2 separate regions of the Mus musculus genome follow, and region 1 is linked to region 2. The links are chromatin loops, found by intact Hi-C in ENCODE. Cell type or tissue: heart. All regions are shown on one strand. Each heading gives the region's core, and the rest is flanking DNA. Links, peaks and the distances in the headings are about the cores only.

Evidence for each region. Peaks named below come from ENCODE experiments on the same cell type or tissue, not always from the same donor. Only the 100,000 strongest peaks of a DNase experiment are listed, where the experiment ranks them.
Region 1: it touches region 2 in a loop (25-fold over the local background); 5 of 42 quality-filtered maps call a loop at or near these places.

Annotation. Positions count from the first base shown.
Region 1 is chr2:130,725,797-130,741,080 of GRCm38, forward strand. It overlaps 4930402H24Rik (RIKEN cDNA 4930402H24 gene), which reads right to left. Exons shown (of 37, transcript NM_029432.2): 23 at 14,605-14,693; 24 at 13,575-13,673; 25 at 13,185-13,302; 26 at 11,583-11,671; 27 at 10,671-10,829; 28 at 4,993-5,118; 29 at 1,352-1,389. Among named protein-coding and RNA genes, the nearest start is that of Slc4a11, 36 kb to the left of the region's middle. In heart, for the core only: no CTCF peak of the experiment used is centred there; no DNase peak of the experiment used is centred there.
Region 2 is chr2:131,096,776-131,112,059 of GRCm38, forward strand. Gm30378 (a long non-coding RNA gene) reads left to right here and starts at 6,655. Exons shown (of 3, transcript XR_374981.4): 1 at 6,655-6,851; 2 at 9,371-9,458; 3 at 11,397-11,620. In heart, for the core only: a CTCF peak has its summit at 8,687 (motif pointing right); a DNase peak (open chromatin) is centred at 7,446.

The sequences.
Region 1 (15,284 bases), core at 3,787-11,786, 370 kb before region 2:
TTGATATCTGAAGTACTGTTTCTTCTTGTTTCATCTTTTCAGCTTCCAGGATTTTCCAATATCCTTCACATCTCTGGTCTTCTAACCTTTTCAACTCCACATCTGGACATCAAATATCTTGTCTGTGCCTTTTGATCATGGTTTTCAAGTCCAGAACCAAGGACCAGAAAGCCTCCCTTCTTATCTCCTGTTCACTGTTCTCGCTTGTGCTTTCCAGCCAAGTACAGCCATCTCCAGCTTTTCCATATCCTCTAAACTAGAAAGCAGAGGCATCCTGAATATCTCTTTTCCAATTTATGCCCTACAACTAGTTTGTCAATAGGTCCTACTAACTGAATCTGCCAGGCATGGTGGTGTATACCTTCAATCTCAGCACTTGGGAGGCAGAGACAGGTAGATCTCTAAGTTTGAGGTCAGCCTGGTCTACAGTGAGTTCTAGGACCGCCAGGGCTACTCTGACTTGAAAACCCACAACCACCAAACCCAACAAATCCTGAATCTACCTGGATTAGACATTATGGATAGACCCAGACGACCTTCATTTCAATCTGCTGTCGAAGGCAGGCACGATGGTTTATACTACTCTCGGCACGTGGGAGGTAGAAACAGGAGGATCAGGAGTCCAAGGCTAACTTGGGCTACACAGTAATTTGAAGCCAGGTGGGACTACATGAGACTCTGTCTCAAAAAAGCAGAGGGCGACTGCCTCTACCTGGTCTACCAAGTCCAACAAGAACACTCTTCCTCCTTAGCCTCCTACCTACGCAGCTAGCTCAGCTGTCTGCCAAGACAACAGTTTTTGCTGTCCCTGTGGACTGGTAATGGGACCAGCAGGGCACAAGTATGCTGGAGACACCAAGTTGTTTTCTTCTATCAGATATTTGCTTGCTGGGCTGATTCAGAAAGCTCAACTCCAACAAACATATCCCCAGTCAGCACCCCCACTGAGGTACATGTCCTATCCCCCCCACTTCCAGGCACATTGCTGTTACTCTCATCCCCAGGAGAGCACTGAGCATCTCAGCAGCACTGCAGGGAAGTTATAATTTATTCTGGATCTCCAGGACCCTTAGGGATCTTGCTGATTTAGAGGTTCCGTTTGCTGTCCGTGGAGCAGCAAGGCCAGGGCAGGAGTGCTGCTGCTGCCGCTGCTGGAGGAGCTTTAGTGCGTTAAATGAGAAGCTGTGGAGCATGTATGTCTACCCAGCAGGATACAAGGAAGTCGCCGGAGCTTTCCCTGGAACCATTCCACATGCTGTAGATTTCAGAAAGGCAACAGCATGAAGGAAAGCCTACTGTATCTGATCAGATTGTGATGGCATAGAACCAGGAAGTCGAATATATCGCTTACCTTGTGAACACTGGTCAAGACATTTAGGAAAGAGAAATCTAAAGAGAAAAAAAAAAGTATTTCAAAACCATTTATTTCAGTGATCATTATTTCCCACAAAAGCATGAATCTGGGAGAGAGTGTAGGTACCAGGTGGTACTGAGCAATGAGTACCCTGTAAGCATCTAAGATAGTCATACAGGCACTGAAGCTTGTGTTCCATAGAAATTCCTACATGGCACATGGCAGGGAGGATATGGGAGCTCTGAGAGCTCTTCAGATCACAGGGAACAGAGAGAAGCTTCATCTTTGTCACTTCTGGGGGCCAGTGAAGCATATGTCATTGAGTTGCTGAATTACAACCTCGGTCCAAGCTGGTCTTTTAGAAAAATATATTGTTGGGGCTGGAGAGATGGCTTAGCGGATAAGGAGACACTGGTTGCTCTTCCAGAGGACCCAGGTTTGATTCCCAGCACCCACATGGCAGCTCACAGGCATATGTTAACTCTAGTTCCAGGGGATCCAACACCCTCTTCTGGCTTCAACAGGCACTGCATGCATGTGGTACACATACTTAAATGTAGGCAAAACACCCATAAACATAAAATAAAAGTAAATCTTTAAAAAAAAGAAAAAGATACCTTCTTGAGTAACAGGAAATGTGAAGGGAAATGATAAGGGTTAAGCCATGGGACTCTACTAGGACCAAGGGTCCAAGGTTCCATGCCTCTGTTCTGTAAATTTACTTAGTGCTTTGTGTGTCAGTGTGCACATACATGCACATGTGCCTTTCCCTGCTGAGTCATCCTGCCAGCCCTACTGTGCACCATCTTGCTGGCCCTACTGTGCTTCTCTACTTTTTCTTTTTTGTTGTCATCACTGCTGTTCCTGTTTTTGAGGGTCTCACTGTGTAGTCCTGGCTATCTTAGAGCTCACTCTGTAGACTAGGCTGGCCCTGAATTCATAGAGAGCCTCCTGTCTCTGTGTCCTAGGCGCTAGGACTACAGGCATGTGCTACCAGGGCTGGTCTTGTCATGCTTTTCTGCATTCCTTTATGTGCAAGCTATGACCTCAGTTCCTCTTTAACCTTTTCCCCAACAAAGTGTTGGAACAATCAAATTCAGGGCACTCTGCTTTCTGGTAAAGTACTCTGTAACTGAACTATAGCCTCAGGCCAATCCTCCTCTCAAGTCTAAAAAAGAACAGAAGCAGGAAGAAGACTGACTGGACAGAGGTGGGGAGGGTGAGGATCCAAGTGAGAGTTCAAACCAGGCCTGGTGGCACATGCCTGGAACAGGAAGTACTTAGGAAGCTGGGGCAGGGGCTCTTCCCTTTCAAATCAAGACTGAGGCCAGTAGGGCTTCCAGAGCCCATTTCCAAAACACTGATACAGACGAAAACCAAACAAGATGGAGCTGATCTTTATCTCTTCAGTATGCAGAAGGAAAAAAAAAATCACACTCCCAAAATACAGACCTGGAACGGTGGCGCAAACCTTTAATCCCAGCACTCAGGTGGCAGAGGCAGGTGGATCTCTGCCTAACCTACAACCTAGGCTACACAGTAGAACCCTGCCTCAATAATTAATTAATTAATTAATTAAACTAAAATAAGAAACAAATTAAAATTCTAATGTTATAATATTCCTCTTAGAGAGGGGACCTACCACTGATGAGAACAGCTGCCTTGTATCAAGTCCCACTAAGGATGGGCACCACACAAGCAGGTAGGCCTGGCTTTGTTGTTATCCACTGGCCGATGAAAAGAGTAGACTCTGACTTATCTGACTATACATTAGCAGATGAGAAGCTTAGGCTGAGGTCAGGAAAGGAGACTGAGCATCCTGCCCCAGGCCTTCCACACACTGGGCCTGAGGCCAGGTCTAGGCTGTCTGGGTCCACAGAGCTCTAACGCTCCCACGTCAGCTAGTGTGAGGCTCAGGAGTATATGCAATAGCTGCTTACATACCATATGAACCAAATTTGGTGAGTCCTATTTTAGGCTGTGACTCTCTCATGGTTTATTCCTTAAGATTCTAGGAGGAACTCCTGTGTGCTAAAAGCAGGTCCAAAAGACCAGGAACAAAGAAAGACAGCTAGCTACACCAGAGGCTCTGACTTCATTGTGGGGTGTTAGAAGTGTCTATGTCCTTAAGTGCCTGTGATTTTGGAGTTCAATCACTTAGGCCCTTTATGAGATCTGTCTCCTTTCTCATAGCAGCCCCTGGCAATTCACCAAGATTTTCCACATGGCATCATATCCTGTCACAAGGCTGAACATGAAGCCTCTGACATGGGAAGGGGCCAGTAGGGGTCAGTAAATTGCTGATGGAAAAGCTGGAGGAGATAAGTATGTAGATCACATGGACTTAACATGCTGTCTTAGTTACTTTCTATTCCTGTGATAATCCAAGGCATCTCATAAAAGGAAGTGTTTGGCACATGGTTTGGCTAGAGGAGGAGGAAAGGCATGGTGGCCGGAACAGCTGAGAGCTCACATGTTGATCCAAAAGCAGGAGGCAGGGGGTCGAGAGAGCACTCATAGCAGTCTTTTGGAACCTCAAAGTCAGTGACACACCCCCTCCAGCAAAGCCACACCTCCTAATCCTTCCCAAATAGTTCCATCAACTGGGGACCAGGCATACAAAAAGATGTGTCTATGGGTGGCATTCTAATTCAATCCACCACATATGCATGCATGATTTCTTAAAAAATGGAATGAAATTTCTCATATCTTATTCTTGTCCTTCCAATTAATATGGTGGCTTTCTTTTATTTTTTCCTTCAGTTTTTTTGAGACAGAGTTCTTTGTGTAGCTCTGGCTGTTCTGGAACTAGCTCTGTAGACCAGGCTGGCCTCAAACTCACAGAGACCTGCCTGCCTCTGTCTCTCAAGTGCTGGGATTAAAGGTGTGGGCCACTGTGTCAGTGGCTTCCTTCTTCATCCAACCAGAAGACACTGATGTTTCTTTTTTTTGTTGTTGTTTGAGAAAGGGTTTCTTGTCCCTAGACTGGCTTCTGTATTTAAGTAACTACATACTTATCCCCATTCATGTCTTATTAAACTATGTCTGTGGTACACTCATATGCAGACACACTCATTTATTGTCTGCTTGTTTGTTTTGCGCTTTTGAGCCAGGATCTCACACTCTGGTGGAGCCCAGGTTGGCCCTGAGCACCTACTTAGTCAGTATTTCTTTCTTTGAGACAGAGTCTCATTATAGCCTAAGTTGGCTTCTAACTAGTGATCCTCCCATCTCTGCCTCCTGAGTTCTGGGATTATAGACCTTTAACCACCCCATTTAGCTTTTCTCACATTATGTATTTTCCTCCCTCCCTCCCTCATTCGCTTCCTCCTTCCCTCTTTCTGTCCCTTCTTTCCTTATTTGCATTGCTTGGGACTGAACCCAAGATCCATTACACACACTTGGCAAAATCCACTTCCATAGATCCTTCATGAATACTAACTATGCACTAAGCACTGAAAAGACATGGCTCCTGTTCTCATGGGGATGAATAAAGCCTGTCTTCCATAATCTCATTCAATATGTGGTTCCACAAGCCAAACATGCGAAAAGACCTGTCTCATTCCGGAAGGGAGGGAAACTTGCTACAGTTTACTTCAGTACCACATCATGGGATGGAGACGATCCTAAGTGTCTACCTGTGCTCCATGTAGCAGCTCAAGGGCTCCACACACACCGTGACGGCACCAATGGTGAAGTAGGACCTGACGTTTGGGTCTGGGTGAGTCTGCAGGGCTTGCACAACATCAATGACGTCTGTGTAGCTAAGGAAGAAAGCACACACACACAGTTAGCTTCCTAGTTGGGGCTACAGAATAGGGAAGAGGGGAGCACCGAGCGCTGAGTGAGGGCTGAAGAGAGACCCAAAGCAGAAGGGAGACTCATAGAGTCCCTTGTGTTACCCCATTTTGTGGTTAGAGCCCTAGAATCCACAGTGTGTTTCTGCATTCCCAAGTTCTTTCCGTTCCCCTCAGAGGAAGAGTTGGGTCCGAGAGCCAACCTACTCTGGAGATAAGAACCTAGTGACTGGGCTCTGAAGGCAGGACAGGGTTTTCTAGTGTAACCCAGGAGCTCTGCCAGATTCTGTTTTCTTTAGTTCTTTCCCCTTCTCCTCCCATTTCACAAGGTCATCAGATCCGTCAAATACCATTTCTATTCCATCTTCTGCCTGGAACTCCCTCCAATCTTGATTTACAGAACCAGTTTGATGTCTTCACTTAGGAGTGAATATGTTTGTAATCCAAACCCTCAAGCCGGTTCCTCCCAAGTTCCTGTTATTCTAAGCCCAGGGGACTTTTACACTTTCAGATGCTGGGCCAAAAGATCTGGGTCCTCTTTGATTCCATTTTCTCTTAGTCTTCAGCATAAACCTGAAAGAGATTACTGCTCACACTCCCACTGGGTCCAGACTGCTACTGTCCTTTACCTAGGACACCCCAATGGTCTCCCAGCTGCGCCCCCTTTTGTCCTGCCCCAGTGCAAACTGTTCTCAACAGGGAGGCTAGAGGGCTATGCTAAGCCCTCTGAGCGATCCAGTTACTGCTCTGCTCAAACCCTCTTGTGGTTTCCATCTCAGAGCAGAAGCTGAGGCCCTTACAGTGGGCCAGGCAGCCCTGCACCCTCTGACCTCTCAAGTGCAAGGGAGAGTTTCGTGATCCCAGCCTGTCCCCTGGTCTCAGCACCTGGCCTTCTGGATTCTCTCTGAATATGCCAGCCATACTTCTACTCTGTCCCCTCGGGTGGGAATGCTCTTTTCTTCTGGCAAACACCTGGCTGGCTTCCTTCTGGTTTCTGGTCACGTGTCAATTTGTTGGGGGTCTATGGTGCTGGGGATCAAACTCAGAGTGTTGCACGTGCCAGCTGAGTGCCCCACCTCTGGGCTCCATTGAGTGGCATTTTTATGGAGACGTTTTGTGCCTTTATAGACACTGCAGTCATGGTGATGCTCCGTGTACCCTGTATCTCCCTCCCACAGGTTTCTCTGAATGCACTGACTGTCAGCCACAGCCTCTCCTTGCTGATTTGTCTTCTTCCTGTGCTTCTTTGGCCCCATCATTCCTCATTTAGTTCTCTGCAATAAGGTGTTTGTTCAGTGTTACAGTCTCTGAAGCCTAAAGCAATACAGATCAATAAACTGGACATTCAACCTCCAGCGGACCTTGGGGCTGCTCTCATCCCACAGAGGACAGCACTGTCCCACAGGACTATTATCAAAAGGTCTGAGTCCATGGAGAGACATCAGACCTGAGGGCAGTCTGGCAGGTCAGGTGAACCTGTGCCTGTGTGGGTCTTAGGAAGACCAGTGGGGGCGGGGGAGCGGGCGCAGCCTGCCAGAGCTATGTCCTGAGCTCCTAGGAACAACTCACCTGTAGAAAGGCCTTGGCTTCATTCCAGATTAGGACATCCTCCTCGGTCCTGCCCAATCATCAGAGCCTCAGGGAGAACAGGCTGTGCTAAATTCTAGAGTTTCCCCACGGGATCCTGGCTGTTCAAGTGTTATTTACTTATTTTTCATTTTATAGAGGCTCTGCTATGTAGCCCAATGGTGGCTTGGAACTTGCTATCTAGAACATGCTGGCCTTGAACTTGTGGAATCCTGCTTCAGCCTCCAAAGTGTAAGGATTACCAGCCCGTGTCAGTATGCCTGGCTTGCACTATGGTTGGCTTGCTCAAGAAAGCTGAGTGATGGGCTGGTGAGATGGCTCAGTGGCTCACCCGACTGCTCTTCCGAAGGTCCAGAGTTCAAATCCCAGCAACCACATGGTGGCTCACAACCATCTGTAACGAGATCTGACGCCCTCTTCTGGAGTGTCTGAAGACAGCTACAGTGTACTTACATGTAATAAATAAATAAAAATTAAAAAAAAAAAGAAAGCTGAGTGAGTCCTAGCAGGCTCCTGCTCCCTGGCTTCTGTCCTTGGACCTATGTGCACCAATATCCAATGCAGTGCTTGTATGGGCCTGAGTGCAGGACCCCAGACACTGCTTCCATTGATGTGTGTATACCATGTGCATGGTATAAGTTCAGGGAACCTGAGACAGCAACACATTTGAAAATAAAGGATTTCTGAAGGGAAAGGACTTCAGTGAGTTCAAGGCCAGCATAGGTTAGGAAATGCGTGCCTGGTCAGCTAAGGCTATGGAACAAGGCCAGTCTGTTTTTGTTTGTTTCGTCTTAGATGTATTTATTTTATGCCAAGATGGTTAAACTTCCAAAAAAGAAGATCCCTTTTATAACCACGTCTATTTCACTATCGCCTACCATATCCCTAAAAGCTTGGCAACTATACATCTGACTCTTCAAAGTACAAGAGCACTCTAGGAGCTGGGGCGTGGCTGCTAGAATACAAGCAACATGTCAATTCCCTGCAGTAAACTGGGCCTAGTGACCCATACCTACAGTCCCTGCATTTGGGATGTAGATCACAGATTCAAAGTTATCCTCCGCTACATTTGAGGTTGGCTCTCAAGAAATGAGGCCCTGTCTCAAAAATGAAACAGAAACAAATTAAAACCCTTTACTTTCATTTTTGAAACAGTTGCCACAGCCTCTGAGATGGTAGGAAGCTGAGTGGAAGCAGCCACTCTGGAAAGCAAAGAAAGCCCCATCCTATATCATAAAGTTTTCTCCAAAGATCAAAGCAGCACTCGTGATGGGGGAGGGGGAGGGGGAGGGGGAGGGGGAGGGGCTGGAGAGCGAGCTCAGCCATCGGGAGCACTTGCTGTTGTTCTTCCAGAGGTTCTGAGTGTGAGACTCAGAGCTCACCCGGGTAGCTCAGCCTCTTGTAACTCTAGCTCCAGAGGATCTAATGCCCTCCCTGGCCTCATGAACAACAGCATACACATGACGTATATAGATATTTACACATAAAAAACCCAAAAACCAGACTGGAGAGACAGCTCTGAGGTTAAGAGCACTTGCTGCTCTTACAAAAGACTCAGCTTCAGTCCTGACACCTACATGGTGGCTCACAATGAATAGTCTCTAACTCCAGTTCTAGGGCAGTCTGATGCCTCTTCTGGTCCCCATTTGGACATTGCACGCACATGTTATACATACATACACAGAAGCAAAACACTCATACACATTAAAAAAAATCCTCAAAAAAAAATCAGAGATATACTGATAAAAAAAGAAGCAGGGGGCTGGAGTGATGGCTCAGTGGTTAAGAGCACTGACGGCTCTTCCAGAGGTCCAGAGTTCAATTCCCAGCAACCACATGGTGGCTCACAACCATCTGTAAAGGGATCTGATGCCCTCTTCTGGTGTGTCTAAAGACAGCTACAGTGTACTTATGTATAATAAATAAATAAATAAATAAATAAATCTTTAAACAACAACAAAACAAACAAAAGCTGGACTTGAGAAACAAGCCAAGTGTTATGTTGAATCTGCAATCCTAGCATTCTGTAGACTGAAGCAGGAGGACAACAGGTTTGAGGGAGAAAATTCTTGATGTGAGGAACCCCTGCCATCTTCCTTAACCAACAACCTCAATAATGCCTAGTGTCAAGGAGTCTTACAGGCTATGAAGCAGGTAACTATATGTTATCTTTTGAATTAAAAAAAAAAATGGGTCGAATCTGTACATGCCTTAGTAAAGAGCTACAGCACTTAGCTGCTAATCTCATATAGTCCAGCCTGGCCTTGAACTCATTATATAGCCAAAGGTTGACCTTCCTGATTCTACCTCCCAAGTCCTGGATTTGTAAGTGTGTACCATCATGGCTGCACATAGCTGTTACCCTGACGGAGCCCATTAGGGTATCCACTGATGCCCTACATATCCTGTGGTGTGACTAGGTGAATCCTGGGTCTAAAAGCAGACCAGAAGCAGGCACATGTCCAACATTTTTACAAACATGAAGAGCCAGATAAGGAATCAATAATATTCTCTGAAATAAGATAATGGAAGCGACTTTATCCGTGTATACTGACAAGCTGGCAATTCATTCCCAGGTCCCCAGTCCCAGTGACTCTCAATTCAGGCAAGGGCAGGAAGTAGGATGCTGGATTGACCATTCCTCTGACTGGTACAAGCAACAGAAAACAAGCCAATTCCCCCTCTGTTGATCACATGGTCTAAAGGGCTGGCAGAAGGACGCTGCATGTGGGGTCAGGCTGCAACAAGGTCCCTGAGTACAGGAAAGCCCCGAGGATGCACATTCACACCTGCCTCCCTTCTCACGAACACCGAGCTAGCTCCTTCCTGGTCCCATCATTACAACCAGGAGCCCAAACAGAACTTTGGATCTGGGCCTAGTCTTTACTGGAAACAACCAGCCTGCTGCAAACACCAATTATTGTGAGAATAGCACAAAGCTTCTTTACAACCATAACACTAGAAACAAGCCCAGCCCTGTTCTGTTCTCCTGAATCCGGGTGATAAAGGCCCTGTAAGGCACTCCTCCACAGAAGGGTGGTAAACAGGAGTTCTCTGGGGCAGCAGTAGATACTCTGCCAAATCGGCTCAGTGGTGAAGCATTTGCTGTGCAAGCATGGGGGATGAAGGCTGGGTCCCCACACCCAGGCTAGAAAAAGAAAAAAAGACACGGCTGTGCTCGCCGGTACCCCCATTGCTGTGAGAGACAGACAGGAGGCTGTCAGCCTAGCTCCACTTTCAGTGAAAGACCCTGACTCAAAGGAGTAAGTCAGACATATTGCACGGACATAAGATGAGAAGTCATTCTATATCCTCTTCTGGCTCCATGGGTGACCACACAGGGATACACATATATACACATCCATCTATAGAGCACACACACACACACACACACACACACACACACACACACACAGAGACACACAGAGAGACAGAGACAGAGACAGGAGATACACATTTACTCTGATAAGAACGGTACTTACTAGGAACTTAGGACCTAAGTTAGAAAGCAGAAACTCCCTGCTCAACAATACCCTGCACATTTTCACTGTGGGTCTCATGAAAGTCTTCTGGGGTAGTTACTGGCAAACGGGTATGGTGTTTACAGACTATGCAGGTGCTAGGTCTACAATTCCAGAAGAGGGAGGAGTAGAACTGATGAGGCTTTGGTGTCTAGATGGCAAGGCTAAACAGTACTATCACTCTAAGATTACTAGAGAACCTTTACCAGACCCCCTAATTCCTCACCTCTTGGTGATACTACAATATGGAAGCTAACATAGAAACATGTAGCTATCAGTTACCCTTAGCCACAATATGGCAACAGCATCCTGGTCTTTCTGAGGAATGTCCATAGCATTAGGGCACACAGAAAGTAACAACAATGACGAAGTCCCCATCCTCACTTCTGTTCCCAGGTCTCCAACACTCACCCTTGTAGTACCACCAGCAGCCTGGTCTTCTTGCGGATGTAAGCTGACTGGCGGGCAGAACGGTTCTGTTGGGCCTCCAGGGCACTGGAAAGGTATTTTTGGAAGTGGGCAGCATGGAAACATTCAGAGCTGTCCATGATTTGCCGGTATACCATCCATCTGGAAGCAGCAAAGGTAATCTAAGCATAAGGCTACATATGGCCCGGTCCTGAGAAGCCCTGTCACAGATGTAAATGTAACCCGTAGTCTCAAAGACATGCTGCCAATGACTATGGAGAGAGCTACTGTGGGACCACAGAAAAACAGAGAGGGAAGGCAAGAATTCAGACTGCTTTAGAGTTATTCTAAAATAACCAGGAATGGTGGCATGTGCCAATAATGCCAGCATTCAGAAGCTGAGTCAGCAGAGGACTGTCAGTCAATCTGAGGTCACTCTGGTTATCATCTCAGAGACACAGAGGCAAGGCTGGGAACAGGGAGCAGGAGAGGGAAAAGAGGGAGAAGAATGGAGGGGGAGGGAAGAGAAGGAAAAGGAGAGAGGGAGGGAGGGAGGGAGGTAGGTAGGGAGGGAGGGAGGATAAGAGACGCATACACAAATTGGATGTTTGGAAGATACAAGCAGAAAGATCAAGAATCCAAGGTCACCTTCAGCCACAGCTACAGCAAGTTCAAGGCTATCCCAAAGTAATAAAATTCTATCCCCCAAATAAAAAGAAAGCTTTCAGGACAAAACCCTAGGTGTGAGGATCTGGTTAACCTGTAAACACAGTCTACTAAATGAAGAGATAGTGGATGCCAGCTGTGTCAATAGCGTCATACTAAATGCCAGTAGAAGTCTAATGTTTCCCATCACCAGGGCAGGCCCAGGACAGGCTCTCTTTCCCCAAAGCAAATGTAGACCCCATTACTAACCTGCCATACTCCTTATGCAGAGTGATCAGGAAAGCACAGAGCTTGCTGGCATGACAGCCTGGGAGACCAGTTACAATGCTGATGACAACCTACAGGAAAGAAAGCCATGTGGGTTTCTAACTCAGCTGGGGACAAAGAAACCCAGGCCCAGAGCAAGGCTTTGTGGGTGTGAGCTTCAGCACCACTGCTCGGAGTTCAGAGCGAATGGCAAAGTCTGAGGTCCCCGGTAGTTTTCTCTCAGCTTGACAGGAGCGAGGGTCAAATGGGTAGCGGTGTCTCAATTGAAAAAATGTCTCCATCAGATTGGCGGGTAGGCAAATCTATGGGACATTTTCTTAACTGCAAATTGATAGAAGGCCCAGCTACTGGGGAGGTGCCAATTCTGGGCAGGTGGTCCTGGGTTCTATAAGAAAGCAGGCTGAGCAAGCCATGAGGAACAAGCCATTAAGCAGCACCCCTCCATGGCCTCTGTATCACTCTTGCCTTCAGGTTCCTGCTCTGACTTCCCTCAGTGGAGTGGGACCTGAGAGCTGAAAGCTGATTATTTTTGGTCCTGGTGTTTTATCACAGCACTAGAGACCAAGCTAAGACACCTACTGACCTTCCAGGGTAAGTGTGAGGATTTGTAACATTTATTTATGTAAAAAATAACCAAGTTTTCCCACAGCATCTGTCCCTGTTCCACTTCAGATCTAGAGCGTTTGGAGAGCCTAACTTGCTCCTGGTAAGGAAGACATGCGGGGAGACTGTTTTGTAACACATTTCTTAGAGAACAGAAAGGCAGTCTGGGAACAAACTGTCCCAGCGCTGTTGGTGTGGGGTGAGCAGGGGAGTTATGCTCAGGTGTTCCTGGGGGCTGCCTGTGCTGAGTCAGGCCTCCCCTGCATGATAAGCTCTCACAGCCTTTGCTAGAGGAAGAGAGGCGCGTTCCACCAGCACAGCATGCCAGCAGCTTTCCCTCAGGTAGATATTCTAAGGCCAGCTGCAGAATTTACTGAGCAAGGACGAGTAGCTGAGGACAAGAATCCTGCACTCCCAGGAGAACGGTTATTACAACAACAAAGCCCGGGGGAGGCCTGTCTCCTGGATGTTTTTCTTTCTCTTTTCAAAAAGTTTTGGGCTGGAGAGATGGCTCAGCAGTTAAGAACCTGACTATTCTTCCAGAGGTCCTGAGTTCAATTCCCAGCAACTATATGGTCGCTCACAACTACCAGTAAAGAGATAATGAGATCTGACGCCCTCTTCTGGTGTGTCTGAAGACAGCTACAATATACTTATATATTGAGCTTTAAATAAAAGTACCTGGCTGGGTGACTCTTAAGAAGCCTACACCCAGGGCTAGAGAAATGGGCCAGTGGTTCAGAGCACTGGCTGTTCTTCCAGAACAACTGGGTTTGATTCCTGGCACCCGCATCAGAGCCCACGTGAGTTATAACTCCAGTCACAGAGGTTTCTGGTTTCCAAGGGCACTGCACACACACATGGTGCTCGAATATCCAGGGAGGGGACACACTTATGGAAGGGCTCCCCCGTGCCCTGGTGACTGACACAGGCCTGCAGAGTATCCACTGTAAATCAGCACACACTTGGTCAACTCCTCACCTTGTCACTCTCTACTTCGTGAGCAGGGCTCATCTCAGGTTGCTGCAGCAGGCCCACAAGATGGGCTCGCATCACAGGCTCCTGACCAATGCTGCCGATGGCAAAATGCTGGAGAAACCTAGAAAAACAGAGACAACTGACACATCACTGTCACTAGCCTTGCTTGACATGTCCACTCACATTAGTAAAGTCTTGCCTAAGTGCTAAAACGTAACCCTTAGAGAGTTACTCTTTCTGTGATATGTAAGTGTATGTGGCAGGTGACTACCCTCTCCAGGCTTCTGTAAGAAGCTGGAATAAAAGCTCAGAAAGGATCAACACTGAGGTTGATCCAACTACATTTCAAAAGCACAAACAGTAAACATCTAGAGCCAGATGCATACAACTCACCGGTCCAGCTCAGGAAGTTTGCCTGAGAGCAGTTTTGGGGAGCTCCAGTCCTGGGCAGGAGGGCTCAGCGCACTGAAGAGCTTCTGTGCATTGGAGTGCCTAGATCAGCAAGGGCTGAGGTTAGCACTGCACCTCCCGCAGCAAACGCTCTGTACACAGCTGGTTCTGAGGCCTCCAAGCCAGAGTCGTACTGTACTGACTTAAAGCCTGGTGCCAGTGCAACTGGCCTGCCCGACTCAAGGCTGGCCTTGGTTGTTTTGTTTGTTTTTGACAAGGTCTTAGGTTTTAATTCTGAGTTATAGTGGTTTGAAAGAGATGTCGCCTAAAAGTCTTGGGCATCTGAATACTAAGTCCCCATTTGGTGGCTGTTGGGGAGAATAATGAAAGTGGTCTTGCTCGAGGAGGTGTGTCATCGCCCTCTCTGCTTCGTGTCTGTACTTTAAAGTGTGAGCTCTGAGCTGGTGTTCTAGCCACCTGCTGCCCAACTCCACCACTGGGGACGCTTATCCCTCTAGAATTGTAATCCCAAATAAATCTTTCCTTCTGTAAACTGACTTGGTCATGGTGTTATCACAGCATCAGAAACCTCGAAAAGACATCACTGGATTTCCTCCTCCCCCTCTACTCTTTTCCAGGGTCTCAAGTACCCTAGGCTAGCCTCCAACTGGTTACATAGCTGAGTATGATGTACCCTAGGCTAGCCTCCAACTGGTTACATAGCTGAGTATGACCTTGAGCTTCTGATCTTCCCGCCTCTACCTCTCAAGTACTGGGATGACAGGAATGTGCCACTATGCCACTTATGCATGCTAGGCAGGTGCTTTCCCAACTGAGCCACATCCTCAGCTTGGACTTCATCTGCCTGTCGCTCTGTTTCCTCAGCACACCTACCACCTCGCAGCAGTGACATGACTATAGGCCCTTTCAGAAGCCAGGACCCCTCTGTTACATAATGTTGAGTCACCCTGCAGAGAAAGCACACCCACAAAGCTTAGGGAATTCAGCACAAACACTGGGGACAGCCACTTACAATCTCTTTTGTTCCGCAGATAATCCATCCTCCTGGATCACTTTTAAAGAAAGCCCTGAGTTATCCTGCTGTTGCCAGGGAGAGAAGACCTAAACAAAACAGAATTTAAACAAAGAACACTTTAAAGCAATAACAGGATATGGAATCCACATGGGATCTGATGACTGCTGAAAATTGACACTGTCTGTGCAGAGAAAAAATCATCACAAACAAGTTTGCTTCAAAATGACACCGGAAAGCAATTCTGTTTAGTGTTTTTCAGATCCAGAAATGCCTCTCTGGGTTCCTGTCCTCAGAGACTATGACCTTCCACAAGTAGGAAGCCTGGAAGCGGTGTCAGGAACACTGCAGGCTGCACGAGCATGCTCCTCTCTAGTGACAGGACCAGAAGGCAGTGGTGCCTGAGGGACAGAGGACGCCTGAAGGATGCTTTAAAGGCTACGTCTAGTTTCCCAGGTGGACTGCATGCACAAGCAGGTGGCAGGCAGGACTGCCCAGCAGGAAGGGAGAGACACAGCCTGAGAGAAGTCTTCAGACGACAGTCCTTGTTCCTTTGTATTCTATGACTCTCCTGAAGAAGGGACGCTGCTCATGAGCTGACCCACATCCTTCAAGAAGTTCTACCAGTCAGGATCCTAGCCACTGTTCTGGCTTTGACTACGGTGTTGTCTCACCATTTA
Region 2 (15,284 bases), core at 4,687-12,686:
GTGAGCAGACCGACCCAAACAGAGAACACAAAGAACAGAACGGCTAGGAAAGGGGACATTTTAACGCCATTACATTCATAAAACCATAAAGCAGCCATCAAAGAAAAGAACAGAAATAAGTCCTGGGAATTTTAAATAGAATAGCTAAAAGGAAATTTTAATAGAAAGGAATATGAAATTCTGTGGTTAAGGGTTCCAAAATCAATCCACTCTTCTTTTTTCTAATTGTAATTTATTCTTTGTGTAGGTGTGCATGTACGTGTGTGTGTGTGCGTGTGTGTGTGTATGTACGTGTGTGTGTGCATGTGTGAGTGTATGTGTGTATGAACGTGCATGCATGCATGTGTGTGTACTTGCATGTGAGTATATGCATGTACCTGTGTGTGTGTGTGTGTGTGTGTGTGTGTGTGTGTGTGTGTGTGTGTGTGTGGTTCCGTGAGGTCAGAGGACATCGTTGTGGAGTTGCTTCACTCTTTCTACCTTTAAGGGGTTCTCCTGCTCATGTAGCAAGTGCTTCACGAGTGAGCCTCCTCATCCTCCTTTCACTCCTCTTTACTGGTGAGAGTGTGGGGGAGCTTGGGGACAGAAGGGCCTTGATTTCAACCAAAGCCATATTACCACTAAAATCCCAGTGACAAGAGGATAAGGAGTTCAAAGCCACCAGCCACTACATAGCAAGTTCCAAGCCAGCATGAGAAACAGGGTTTCAAAATACAAACAAACAAAAAGCCCTAGCTCTGTATTCTCTAGTGGATAGGTACAATCAGGCTGGGTCCTGTTTAGTACACAAGAGGGGCATGCTCCCACTGGGAGAAGCCCGGATAAATACAAGACTAAAGGCAGAAGAGAGACACTGTGACCCTGGGTCCTTAAATATATCACCCAGTCCCGGGATTAAGCCTTCCCTAAAGCTAAAAGCTACAAGGGCTCCAATTAATTATCCAATTATCTTTGTCTCCACTGTCTCCATCAGCCCTCAGATGAGCCACTGTGAAGGTAAGCTGCCAGGACTCAGTTGCAAGCTCATCTTTAAGGAGAAACTTACAACAAACTGAAATCACATAATTGCCTTGAGAGAGCAATTCATCAAAGAAAGGTACCAGGAGGGGAAGCCTGGGAGTGTAGCTCAGTAGCTGAGTACATCTCAGAGCCCAAAAGGAATAAAAGAAAAAGGGGGAAGGCAGGAAGAGAGAGAGATGGAGAGGAGGCTAAGAAGGCAGGAAGGGATACTGGCTAAACCCAGTAGTGGGCCCATTCTTCACTTACACAGCACCCAGGCTTGAGAATGTGTGCACGGCAAACAGGCTTGGAGACGCCTGGTTTTTATCACAGGAAGAAATAGAAGAGAACTAGAGAACTAGACGTGGTGGTGCATGCCTTTAATCCCAGAACTAGGGAGGCAGAGACAGGCGAATCCCTGCATTTGAGGCCAGTCTGGTGTACATACAAGTTCCAGGACAGCCAGGGTCACAGAGAGAGACCTGTCTCAAGGAAGAAAGGAAGGGAGAAAGGAAGGGAGGAGGGAGGGAGGAAGGAAGAATGGAAGAAAGGAAGGAAGGAAAGAAGAAAGAGAGAGAGAGAAGGAGGAGGAAGAGGAGGAGGAGGAGGACAAATGGAAGGAAGGAAAGTGTGACTATGCCCACTGCTCTCTCTGCAGTTACTAAAAAGCCTTATTTTCTTTCTACTGTAATCCAAAGAACCATTCTTTCACTAATCCTCACATCCGATTGCCACATCAATGTCATAGGTGGAGAAGTCTCAGTTCTCCTCTTCTTTCCTCCAATAGAGACCCTGGGCAGTCGCTCTGTGTGCTGGGAGTCATCAGAAAGCCCCTTGGAGGGCCTCGAGACCTCTCTGATCAGCTCTCTCTAGCCACAGTGCTTCCTGAGTGATGAGGAGTCTACCCTGGGCATTCCCTCTGTCTGCCCCATGCCTGACCCAGCAGCTCTGATGGGATCTAAAGGCTCCTTGTTCTTACAGAAGCCTGCTGCCCCCAGAGTTGATGGACCCAGCATGTTTAGCCTGAATGACGGAGAGAAAAGCACTGATTTCTTTTGTTGTGGTGGTGGGTTTTTTTTTATTTTATTAATTTATTTACTAATTAAGACAGGATCTCTTTGTAGTACTGATTATCTTGGAGCTCACTATGTAGACCAGGCTGGCCTCAAACTCACAGCGATCTTGCTTCTCTCTCTTGAGTGCTAGGATCTACGGGCTGCACTACCGTGCCCGGCCTCTTTCTTTGCTCAATTCCTATCCCATGTTCTTGGCTTTCTTTCTCCTTTCTCTTCTGCCCAGCCCTTCTGAGACAGACACATTCACCTGAGGGCCTCCCCGTGACATCACACTGGGTTCAACAGTTCTGTCCCCAAATGATGCTTCAATGAGGCTTCCCCCGACACCTCAACACAAACCTCATTTACCAGCCACACAAAATGCCTACCGAGGCCATCCTAACTATGGGTGTCTTTCTATGGCTCCTCCATGGAGCCCCTACTAGAATAACAGACAATAAGTGGAGCCAACACATCCCCCATCAGCTTGAAGAAGCTCCTGACAACATCTAACCTTCCCAAGATTGGATTCTTTGCTCTGTCAGGGAATAATGAGGAGAGCAGGCCATGATAGAGACCAGAGAGAAAACAGTCTCCAATACAAGCCTGACTCTGAAAGAACTCCTGGCCTTTCCTTCCAGCACTTCGGAGGCAAATGAAGTGGATCTCTGTGTGTGCAAGACAAGCCAGAGCTATAGAATGAGACCCTGCCTAAAAGCAGTGAAATAAGCAAAGTAATTAATAACAATAACAACAACAACAATAATACTTTCCCCAAACAAAAACTCTAGTCCCTACTCCACCTGTACAGCACATGGGAGGAGATGAACTGGCGCTCACTGCCAACCCCAGAGCTTCCATCCAGACCCAGTGCTCACCACTCAGGGCTTCCCTCATTTGCAGATGTCGTCGTGGCCCACCCTTGGGACAGCCACAGCCCATCATTTTATACCTGGGATCACTGGCCCACTCCTATGCGTCCTGCTCTATTGGATGAGCTAAGAATGTATAATGTCCAGGCCCAGACATAACTGACTCCTCTGTTCTCTGCTGGCATCTTCACTCAAGTGCACACAGCTAAACACACACACACACAAATGCATATACACCCGCCCCCAAATACATAAACACACTCCCACACACAAATGCATACACTCTCACACACACACAAATATATAAATACACACACATGCACACTCACACACACAAATACATAAACACACTCCCACACACAAATTCATACACTCTCACACACACACAAATATATAAATACACACACATGCACACTCACACACACAAATACATAAACACACTCCCCCACACAAATGCATACACTCTCCCCCACACACAAATACATACACTCTCCTACACACACAAATATATAAATATACACACATGCACACTCACACACACAAATACATAAACACATATATACATGCACACACAAATACATAAACATACACACTTTAAAATAATAAAAATAATTGTAAATTAAAAATATATAATAAATCTTTCTCTAAATTTTTTTAAAAAACCTTCCAGAATATCTGACCCCAGGAGGAAGGAAGTTCCACTTTTCATTTTGTCCCATTTTGCACTGGTCGAACTTTGGGTTTTTTTCACCATACATTCCATATAAAATCATGATTACCCCACTGGTCCAGTGGGCGTTCTCCGTGAGCTGATGCACTGGGCAGGCACTCAGCAGCATTCCCAGGCTTTCTAGCATTTCCTCCTGAACTGCGGAGGTTAAAAAGGTGAGATTATGTTTTCCAGTCTTCTTCTCGATGCCAAGGCCACCAAACCATCTGGTAAGAACTAATTGCTTACACTTTTAATCTCAGCACCTCAGAGGCAGTGGCAGGCAGATCTCTGAGTTCCAAATCAGCTAGGGAGACACAGTGAGACCATGTGTGTGTGTGTGTGTGTGTGTGTGTGTGTGTGAGAGAGAGAGAGAGAGAGAGAGAGAGAGAGAGAGAGAGAGAGAGAGAAAGGCAGACAGACAGACAGACAGACAGATAGACAGACAGACAGAGGAGACTGCAGAATCAAGCTGCAGAGTTACAGTCCGGAAGAATATAGTTACAAAATACAAATGTAGTAAAGAACTGTTACTCAAAAAAAAAAGAACTCTGATTGGCTGGTTGGTTGGTATTTTGAGAGAAGATCTCACTTTTTAGCCAAGCTTGCCTGAAACTCACAGGTTATGGACTTCTTACAGACCTCCTGTCTCCATTTATCAAGTTGTTGAGATAGACTTAAGTCACTAAATCTGGCTTGATAGTTTCTTACAAAACTGAACATAGTCCAACTATAACATCTATCAGCCACACTGGATATGTATCCAACAGAGGTGAAACCTCAAGTCCACATAAAATCCAGCATATGAATTTTATTAAAAAAAAAAACTGGAAGCAACCAGTCACTGGTGGGTCATGCTTGGCCACATAAGAAATTCAAGGCCAGTTTGAGCTATATGAAACCCTATCCCAAAACAAAACAAAACAAAACAAAAACAACAAAAACTCAACGTGAATTATAGACTTTAGTCAGCCTACTAGTTTTAGTCCACTCCAATTAACGAATGGATAAACAATTTTAAGGACAGTTGCCCTGTGGAATATTACTAAGCAATGAAAAAGAGTGCCCCGGGGGGGGGGGGGGGCGGGTAGCTGGAGTAATGGCTAGGTTAGTAATGTGATTATCATGCAAGCGTGAAGGCCTGGGTTAGGATCTCTAGCACCTATGTAAAAAAAAAAAAAAAAAAAAAAAAAGAAAGAAAGAAAAAAGAAAAAAGCCAGACACAGGGGCTGCAGAGATGGCTCAGCAATTAAGAGCACTGGCTGCTCTTGCAGAGGTCTCAGATTAACACCCATGTACGACATTTCCTAGGGATCTAACGCCCTCTCCTGATCTCTGTGAGCATCAGGTATACATGCAGGCAAAAACACACAAATAAATAAGTCTCTTTTTAAAAGAAAGGTGTAGCAGTGCTTGCCTGCTATCCAAGTGCTGGGGAAATGGGGGCAGGCAGACCCCTGAGCTACCAGGCAGCTAGCCTAGGCAAATTAGTGAGCTCTGGCCTGGCTTGGTGAGGGACTTGGTCTGTTTCAAAAAATAGATGGGCAAAGAGAAGTAAGGTAGAAAACAACAGAGGGAGACAGTCAACACTGATCTCTAGCACACACACACACACATGCACACATATACACACACACATGCACACACATACAGTGCACACACACACACGTGCACACATATACACACTCGCATACATACATGCACACACTCAGATACACTCAGTCAAACACACATGCACATACATACGCAAGCACTCAAACAGAGAAAGAGACGGGGGGTTGCGGGGAGAGAGGGGTGGCTCTAAAATCCTTGAAAGGAAGAAGGCAGATGTGAAGGTGTCTGACCACACCTAGCCAACACTGGGAAAAAGGAAGAACTGTAAAGATGATAAAGAGGTCAATAGTCAGCAAGAGCAGAGGGAAAGATGCTACGTAGGGAACAGAGGGATTTTAAGGCAAGTAAACTATTCTATATGACACTATAATGTCTGGTTCATGACATGTGGATCATAGAAAACACAGCATAGTGAGTGAATCCTTGCTAGGCTTAGTGGTCCACTACTAAAATCAAACCACTTGGGAAACTCAAAGAAGAGGTTCATTTCAGTCCAAGAGTTTTCAGGTAGCCTGGGCAACACAGCGAGATCCATACTGGGCAGGGAGGCAGGCTGAGGGATGTAGCTCAGGTGGAAGAATGCTTGCCTAGCAGTTAAGAGGCTTGAGACTTGATCCTCATCACTTATAATCCAGTGTAACATCACCCAAATGAAATCCCAGCATGTGGAAGACACAGACAGAAGAATCAGAAGTTCCAGGGCTCCCTTGGGTACCCCAGACAGAATTATGCAACACCTAGTCTCTAAAAATAAAAAGATAAAAGACTGGACTGTAATGAAAACTATAAACTAATGTTGGTCCATTCATTGTAACAAAATGCATTACATTAATAAGACATTACTAATAGGAAAAGCTGTGTAGGGTCAGGTAGTATAAAGGAACTCCTCTAGCTGCCCAGCAACTTCAGATTTTAAAGCTGTTTTGAAAATAAAATATTCCTAGCCAGGGGTGGTGATACACATCTTTAATATCAGCCCTGAGGAGACAGGGAGAGGCAGATTCCTGTGAGTCTGAGGTCAGCTTGGTCTCCACAGTGAGTTCTGGGCTAGGTGAAGCTACATAGTGAGACTGGTCTCAAAATGAATAAAAACTATTGCTTCCTGAGGAGGAGATCTGTAACAGAAGGCGAATGCAGCGGGGCAGCAGGAGCTGCATAGGGAAAGGTCCAGGACATACTGTAAAATCAGATGACTGGAAGGCCATGGTCCTAATGTAACAGCAGCCCAGGACACTATAGTGCTGTACTGCATGCTCAGCAGCAGATTCTCTGTGGCTTTAGGCTGGTGCAGGGTTCTTACAACTTGTATAATATTTGCTATCACCCAAGTGGGTCAGATTCAGAGGCATTATGACTGAGAGATGACAGGGTCTAGCTCACAAAGGGTCATTTCAGTGCATTTGAAGTGCTTTCCTGCATGCCAGGAATGAGTTGTGCTTATAGCAGCATAATGATTATGCTGAGACGATGCTCTGCGTGGTGCTGAGGATCCAACCCACAGCTTTGTGCATGCTAGGCAAGCACTTGAGCATCTCAGCTGCACAGCCAGCCCATGAAGCCCTTGTTTTCAGAAGAGGGGAAGTGTTAATGCTGAGAAACAAGGTAAGTCTGGTTAACATTTCCACAGATTGCTTTAGGACAGTGTGTGTAGTGACTATTCCTCGTTGTCAACTTAGTCAAGTTGACTACAATCCAGAACTGGAAGGCTCACCAGTGATCCTAATCTGGTGGCAGGGAGATACAAGTTTCTGACCTGGATCTTGGCTTGGAGATCTTGAGGCATAGTAGCTATGAATTCCAGAAGATTAAGACAGGGAGATCTCTGAGCTCAAGGTCATTTGGGATTAAAGGCATGGTGGCGCACACCTTTAATCTGGGCCACACCTTCTGCTGGAGACCTACATAAGGACATTGGAAGGAGAAAGATTTACTCTCTCTTCTCTGCCATCTTGCCTTTCAAATGAGCAACTGCTAGATCCTTGGACTTCCATTCACAGCTGCTGCTGACTGTTGTTGGGAGTTGGACTACAGACTGTAAGTCATCAACAAATTCCCTTACTATATCGAGACTACTCATAAGTTCTGTGACTCTAGAGAACCCTGATTAATACAGTATGCAAGTGTCAATCCACTAAGCAAGTGTGTGGTGCTCTCCTGCACCCAGGCCCACCCAAGCACTGTGCTAGAAATAGACACAGGCGTGCCTGGGAGAGAAGCCAGGGAGCAGAGCCTAGGACTCACTCAGCAGTCTCTTGAGTAAACCAGAAATAGTGTAATATAGTACTTTTGAGTCTAAAGCAGGAAGATTCCTACAAGTTTGAGGCCAATCTGGTCTACATAGTAAGTTCCATATCACCTACGGCTACACAGCGAGAGCCTCTATAAAATGAAAAATAAGTAAATAACACTTGAACAGTCAGGCTCCCGTGGGGAATCTCTAGAACTTAGCATAGCCTGTTCTCCCTGAGGCTCTGATGATTGGGCAGGACCAAGGAGGATGTCCTAATCTGGGATGAAGCCAAGGCCTTTCTACAGGTGAGTTGTTCTTAGGAGCTCAGGACATAGCTCTGGCAGGCTGCACCCGCCCCCCCGCCCCCACTGGTCTCCCTAAAACCCACACAGGCACAGGTTCACCTGACCTGCCAGACTGCTATCAGGTCAGATGTCTCTCCATGGACTCAGACCTTTTGATAATAGTCCTGTGGGACAGTGCTGTCCTCTGTGGGATGAGAGCAGCCCCAAGGTCCGCTGGAGGTTGAATGTCCAGTTTATTGATCTGTATTGCTTTTAGGCTTCAGAGACTGTAACACTGAACAAACATCTTATTGCAGAGAACTAAGTGAGGAAAGATGGGGCCAAAGAAGCACAGGAAGAAGACAAATCAGCAAGGAGAGGCTGTGGCTGACAGTCAGTGCATTCAGAGAAACCTGTGGGAGGGAGATACAGGGGACACGGAGCATCACCATGACTGCAGTGTCTATAAAGGCACAAGATGTCTCCATAAAATGCCACTCAATGGAGCCCAGAGGTGGGACACTCAGCTGGCACGTGCAACACTCTGAGTTTGATCCCCAGCACCATAGACCCCAACAAATTGACACGTGAGCAGAAACCAGAAGGAAGCCAGCCAGGTGATTGCCAGAAGAAAAGAGCATTCCCGCCTGAGGAGACAGAGTAGCAGTATGGCTGGCATGTTTAGAGAGGATCCAGGAGACCAGGTGCTGGGATCAGGGGACAGGCTGGGATCACGAAACTCTCCCTTGCACTTGAGAGGTCAGAGGGTGCAGGGCTGCCTGGCCCACTGTAAGGGCCTCAGCTTCTGCTCTGAGATAGAAACCATGAGAGGGTTTGAGCAGAGCAGTAACTGGATATCTCAGAGGGCTTAGCATAGCCCTCTAGCCTCCCTGTTGAGAACAGTTTGCACTGGGGCAGGACAAAAGGGGGCGCAGCTGGGAGACCATTGGGGTGTCCTAGGTAAAGGACAATAGCAGTCTGGACCCAATGGGAGTGTGAGCAGTAATCTCTTTCAGGTTTATGCTGAAGACTAAGAGAAAATGGAATCAAAGAGGACCCAGATCTTTTGGCCCAGCAACTGAAAGTGTAAAAGTCCCCTGGGCTTAGAATAACAGGAACTTGGGAGGAACCGGCTTGAGGGTTTGGATTACAAACATAGTCACTCCTAAGTGAAGACATCAGAATGGTTATGTAAATCAAGATTGGAGGGAGTTCCAGGCAGAAGATGGAATAGAAATGGTATTTGACGGATCTGATGACCTTGTGAAATGGGAGGAGAAGGGGAAAGAACTAAAGAAAACAGAATCTGGCAGAGCTCCTGGGTTACACTAGAAAACCCTGTCCTGCCTTCAGAGCCCAGTCACTAGGTTCTTATCTCCAGAGTAGGTTGGCTCTCGGACCCAACTCTTCCTCTGAGGGGAAAGGAAAGAACTTGGGAATGCAGAAACACACTGTGGATTCTAGGGGCTCTAATCACAAAATGGGGTAACACAAGGGACTCTATGGGTCTCCCTTCTGCTTTGGGTCTCTCTTCAGCACTCGGTGCTCCCCTTTTCCCTATTCTCTAGCCCCAACCAGGAAGCTAACCATGTGCTTTCTTCCTTTAGCTACACAGATGTCATTGATGTTGTGCAAGCCCTGCAGACTCACTCAGACCCAACTATCAGGTCCTACTTCACCGTTGGTGCCGTCACGGTATGTGTGGAGCCCCTGAGCTGCTACATAGAGCACAGGTAGACACTTAGGACCTGTCTCCAGCCCATGATGTGGTACTGAAGTGAACTGTAGCCAGTTTCCCTCCCTACAGGAATGAGACAGGTGGAACCACAGCAGTCCGTGGTATGTACCCTGTTACTTTTTGACTTGTATAAAGTCCTAACAAGTCTCAGAACAGGCTAAATAGGATTACAGAAAACAGGCTTCATTCGGCTCTGTGAGAACAGAAGCCTTGTGCAATGGATCCTGGGTTCAGTCCCAAGCACTTCCAAAAGGAAAAGGAAATGAGGTGGTGGAGGAAAGCAACTGTAAGGCACCTCAGATCCTCCAGAAGGCTTTCTCCTCGAACAGCTCTGAGAGCCAAGTGCCCTCATACCCCTTCACCAGCACCCAGCATTTCCAAATAATAACCCCAAAGTGAAGAAGGGCTACAGGAAGAGTTGCCGGGTTTTTGTAGCCCTTCAAGGTCCATTGTTCTCCCTGATGCCTACGCAAGTCCCTAGGACCTTTCTGACACTTACTTCAGTCAGAAATACATGAACATATGGAGCCAGGAACAGTGGTGCACACCTTCAATCCCAGCACTTAGGAGGCAGAGGCAGGCAGGTCTTTGTTTGAGGCCAGCCTGGTCTACAGAGTGAGTTATGGTTACATAACTCAGCCAGGGCTACATTGTGAGACCCTGTCTCAAACGAAACAAAACAAAACAAATGAACAAACGAACCTAACTTTGCTCCTTCTGTAGGTTGAACCCTTTCCTCCACTCCCACCACTCTGTCCTGCTCTCTAATAAACCCCTCGCATGAAGGTCGATCCATCTCCCCCTCTTCCTTGAACCCTATTCCTTCTCAAACACCTAACAGAGATATGTGATAAAGGCTGAGTATGGCGGCAAAGGTCTGTAATCCCAGCACTCAGAAGTTAGCTGGGCTCAAATAAACACAATAAAGAAAGTCATAAAAGCAATAAATGAATGTGAGGCACTGGAGATCCTGCTCAGTGCTGAAGATCATGTGCTGCTCTTGAAGAGAACCCGAGCTTGGTTCCCAGAACCCACATCAGAGTAGCTCACAACTATCTGTAACTCTGGCCCCAGGGAAATCTGATACCTCAGGTCTCCTCAGGCCCCCACACTCCTGTGCATATATCACAAACAGACATATAAACCTGCACAGAGTTAAAAATAACAAAAATGAAATCTTTAAACAATAATTAAAAAACTTAAAAAACAATAAATGGGCATTCCAACATGTGTTCAATAGACATAATTTAATAAATACATTATTAAAAGACTGAAGATCAGTATATAATCTACTTAATAAAGAAATAAGACTTAAATTGAGTGAATATAATAATGGAATATAAAAATATAAATATTAGGAATGTGTTTTAATTGGCAGAGCGCCCGTCATTCAGTGTGCATAAAGCCCTGAGTTCGATAGCCAGCACCACATAAAACTGAGCGTAGAAGCACACGCTCCAAGATGTGGAAGCAGGGGGATTAGAAATTCAAGTTCATCCTCTATTGCATATGAACTTCCAGGCCAGCTTTCCATACACAAGATCCTGCCTTTTTTAAATGGCGGGGGGCAGGGGCAGGGGAGGTGATGGTAAGGACAGTTGGATGTCTCTGTGGGTAAAGGCATTTGTCACCAAACTGGATGACATGAGATCAATTCCTGGAATGGTAGAGAAAAGAACATACTGAAGTTGTTCTCTGACCTCCCCAAGGTCTGTATGCTCACTGCCCTATTACACTCACATAAAATAAATAACACATAAATAAAATAAGCAGCAGAAATAGAAAGGTAATAGGAAGTATGAATATTGGTGAACTAATTTCTTTGTTTTTCAGATTGGGAGATCAAAAATTTGAAAGCAAACAAATAAAAATTGCTAATTTTGTTCCTCTTTTAGATATAAGCGGGAAATTCCAGAAAGTAATTTACTGTAGTGATTTACCAATATTCTATTGAAAACCTAAGGAGTGGCACATGGCACAGAGAGCACCGTAAAAGAATTACAGGAACCACGACCACAGACAGCAAGTTACAGCCTGGGCTGCACAGAAGATTCAGCACTCCAATTTAGGGAGAACCTGACTCAAAATAAAAAGCAAGATTTAAATAAAAGGTACTGGCCATACAGTTCGGTGGCAGAATGTTTGCCTAGAATATGCAAGGCTCTCGGGTTAATCCCCAATACTGAAAAAGTACAAATAGTTTTATCAAATAAAATCAAATGATTCCATTACAGATGAAGAGGTGAGGGGACTGGAGAGACTCTTAGAGGGTGATGTGCAGAGCCAAAGCACATGCAAGGATAAGCTAGGTGTGCTGGCACATACCTGTTACCAGTGCTGGAGGTGGAGCCAGCAGGAACCTGGGGCTTGCTAGCCAACCAGTCTAGTGAAATCCATGAGCTTCAGATTCCATGAAAGGCCTTGCCTCAAAAAACAAGGTGGAGAGGAATAGAAGCCAACACCTGACTTGGACCTTTGCACTTTATGGGTGCATGCATGGATGTGCACAGATGCACACATATGTAAACACACCGACACAAACACACAGTCCCAGCTAGCTTTAACTGTCAACTTGAGTTAGCTTAGAGTCACCTGAAGATAGAATCTAGTCTCCACTAAGGCTTTGCCTGAATCAGATGGCCTGTGGCTAGGTCCTTGGGGTTTGTCCTGATTGTTAGGCGGGCAAGTAGTCCTGGATTGTAAAAAGAAAACTTGCTGAGAAGAGCTGCCTTGGAATTTTATGGGGATGACAGTCAATGGAGTTTGTTTTTGGTAGAACAGTCATTTTACTGTTAATCCTACCCACCCATGAGCATGGGAGAGCTCTCCATCTTCTGATAGCTTCCTCAATTTCTGTCTTCAAAGACTTGACGTTCTGGGTGTTGTTTCTCTGAATTCTTTCTCAGTCCATTTGTTTAAAATTTATTTATTTATTTATTTATTTATTTATTTATTTATTTATTTAATGTATATGAGCACACTGTAGCCGTACTGAGGGTTGTGAGCCATCATGTGGTTGCTGGGAATTTGAATTCAGGATCTCTGCTCACTCCAGCTTAAAGATTTATTATTATATCTATGTACACCGTAGCTGTCTTCAGATGCTCCAGAAGAGGGCATCAGATCTCATTACCGATGGTTGTGAGCCACTATGTGGTTGCTGGGATTTGAACTCAGATCTTCAGAAGAACAGTCGGTGTTCTTAACCCTTGAGCCATCTCTCCAGCCCTCTCAGTCCATTTGTATATAAAAGTGTTGCCTGTAGTTTTTTTTTTTTTGAGGTTTCATATCTTATGTATCTCTTCTGCACAGGGTCAATAATAAGAAGTGGACAATACAGTATTTGCTTCATTGTGTGGGGGAAAAAAACCTTTGTTAAATATATGGATGCAGACGACTTGATAAAGATCTTAATTTTGTTTTTGATTTAAAGTAGTGTTTTTCCCCCTCTTTTTTTTTATTTTGAAAATGTATAAAATATCTATCACTACTGATAGGAGGTTAATATTTCAGCGTGTAGTTGTATGCTCTACCCGCCTTTGCTCTGGGAAGTGATCATGATACCAGCCCCCACCTGGCTTCCCTTGAATCCTCAGACAAAAGACACAGACACACAGTTGTTGAATTTCAAATTGCCTTCTTGGCACAATTGCTGGTCACTACTATCTCTCACCTGGAAAATTGTGCCCTTACCAATTTTTTATCTCTGTCTCTCTGCCCTGAACTTCAGTTGCTAAACTCCCCTGACCACCCATCTGTAGGAGCAGCCTGTGTGGCCACTCAGTTTTGATATCTCACATGGTTGCCCAGTTCTCCTCTCTCCAAAGCATGTCAAACTCCTTTCTCCTCCCTTGGTCCCTGCCTGCCACCAGAGACCCTGAAGTCCCACCTGTACCTTCAGTCTAGTAATTGGCTCAAGGCTTTCTTGCTGACAGATCAAGAACCAATTGGGGAACATGACTCTAGCTGTGGGACTGTGATAGGCAGCCTATTTTGGTTGAATGGGGCTTGCTCCGGTGACCCAATAGAGAAATCTACAAGGGACAGAAAGGCGAGCCACATTCCCAACTCCCAGAATCAGGTGCCTGTCCATAATTCCGTGATTATCAATCACGCAGACAATGTCCCAAGCTTCTGGCATTCTGGCTAGACTCCACCCCCACAGTTACCTGACTATAGCCAGGTATGTTCCTCCCCACAGTTACCTGGCAACAGTAAGATAGCCCAGCCCACTATAAGAGAGGCTGCTTGGCCCCTCCTCGCTCTCTTAAGCTCTCACCTTTCTTACTCTCTAGCCCTCCTTCTCTCTCCCTTCCCCCTCTCTCCATGTGGCCATGGCCAGCCTCTCTCTTTCTACCTTCTCTCCTTTCTCCCTGCCTTTCTACAATAAAGCTCTAAAATCATAGGCTGTCTCTGATCATTAAGGCCCTCTGTGCTTGAACGGTGAGATGGGATTGATTGATGGGATGGGCTTTCTCCTAATGAGCCATCTAACTTCCCACCAGAAGGCCATCCTGTGCTACAGCCACGGACCTGACCAAGGACTCTCACCCACATGGGAACCATCCAGCGCCCCCTCTTCCCCTGCCCTCTCCTCCCTTCATCCTCAGGGCCCAGTACCGCCCCAAGGCCCCTATTCTGTTTTCAGCTCCTCGCCTATCCAGCATGGGATGCCCCTTTTACACCACCTGCCATGTGGGGTTAGTGGCTTAACACAGCCAGACACCCACTTAGGGCCATGTGCAAAGCATGCGCAGTCTGCCCGCCCAGAGCACCGGAAATCTGGTGGGACGAGGGTTCTCTCCCACTCCCCTCTTTCCCCCCACACCTAGCATTAGAACTGCCCCCTACATAAAAGACTTACTGATTTTTTAAAAAAGTTTTTTTAATAAGGTATTTATTTCATTTACATTTCCAATGTTATCCCCAAAGTACCCCACCCACTCCCCCACCCATTCACTCCCACTTCTTGGCACTGGCGTTCCCCTGTACTGAGGCATATAAAGTTTGCGCGACCAATGGGCCTCTCTTTCCACTGATGGCCGACTAGGCCATCTTCTGATACATATGCAGCTAGAGACACGAGCTCCGGGAGGTACTGGATAGTTCATATTGTTGGTCCACCTATAGGGTTGCAGATCCCCCCAGCTCCTTGGGTACTTTCTCTAGCTCCTCCATTGGGGGCCCTGTGATCCATCCAATAGCTGACTGTGAACATCCACTTCTGTGTTTGCTAGGCCCCGGCATAGTCTCACAAGGGACAGCTATATCTGGGTCCTTTCAGCAAAATCTTGCTAGTGTATGCAATGGTGTCAGCATTTGGAAGCTGATTATGGGATGGATCCCCAGATATGGCAATCTCTAGATGGTCCGTCCTTTCGTCTCAGCTCCAAACTTTGTCTCTGTAACTCCTTCCATGGGTGTTTTGTTCCCAATTCTAAGAAGGGGCGAAGTGTCCACACTTTGGTCATCGTTCTTGAGTTTCATGTGTTTCGCAAATTGTATCTTATATCTTGGGTATTCTAAGTTTCTGGGCTAATATCCACTTATCAGTGAGTATATATTGTGTGAGTTCTTTTGTGATTGGGATACCTCACTCAGGATGATGCCCTCCAGGTCCATCCATTTGCCTAGGAATTTCATAAATTCATTCTTTTTAATAGCTGAGTAGTACTCCATTGTGTAAATGTACCACATTTTCTGTATCCATTCCTCTGTTGAGGGGCATCTGGGTTCTTTCCAGCTTCTGGTTATTATAAATAAGGCTGCTATGAACATAGTGG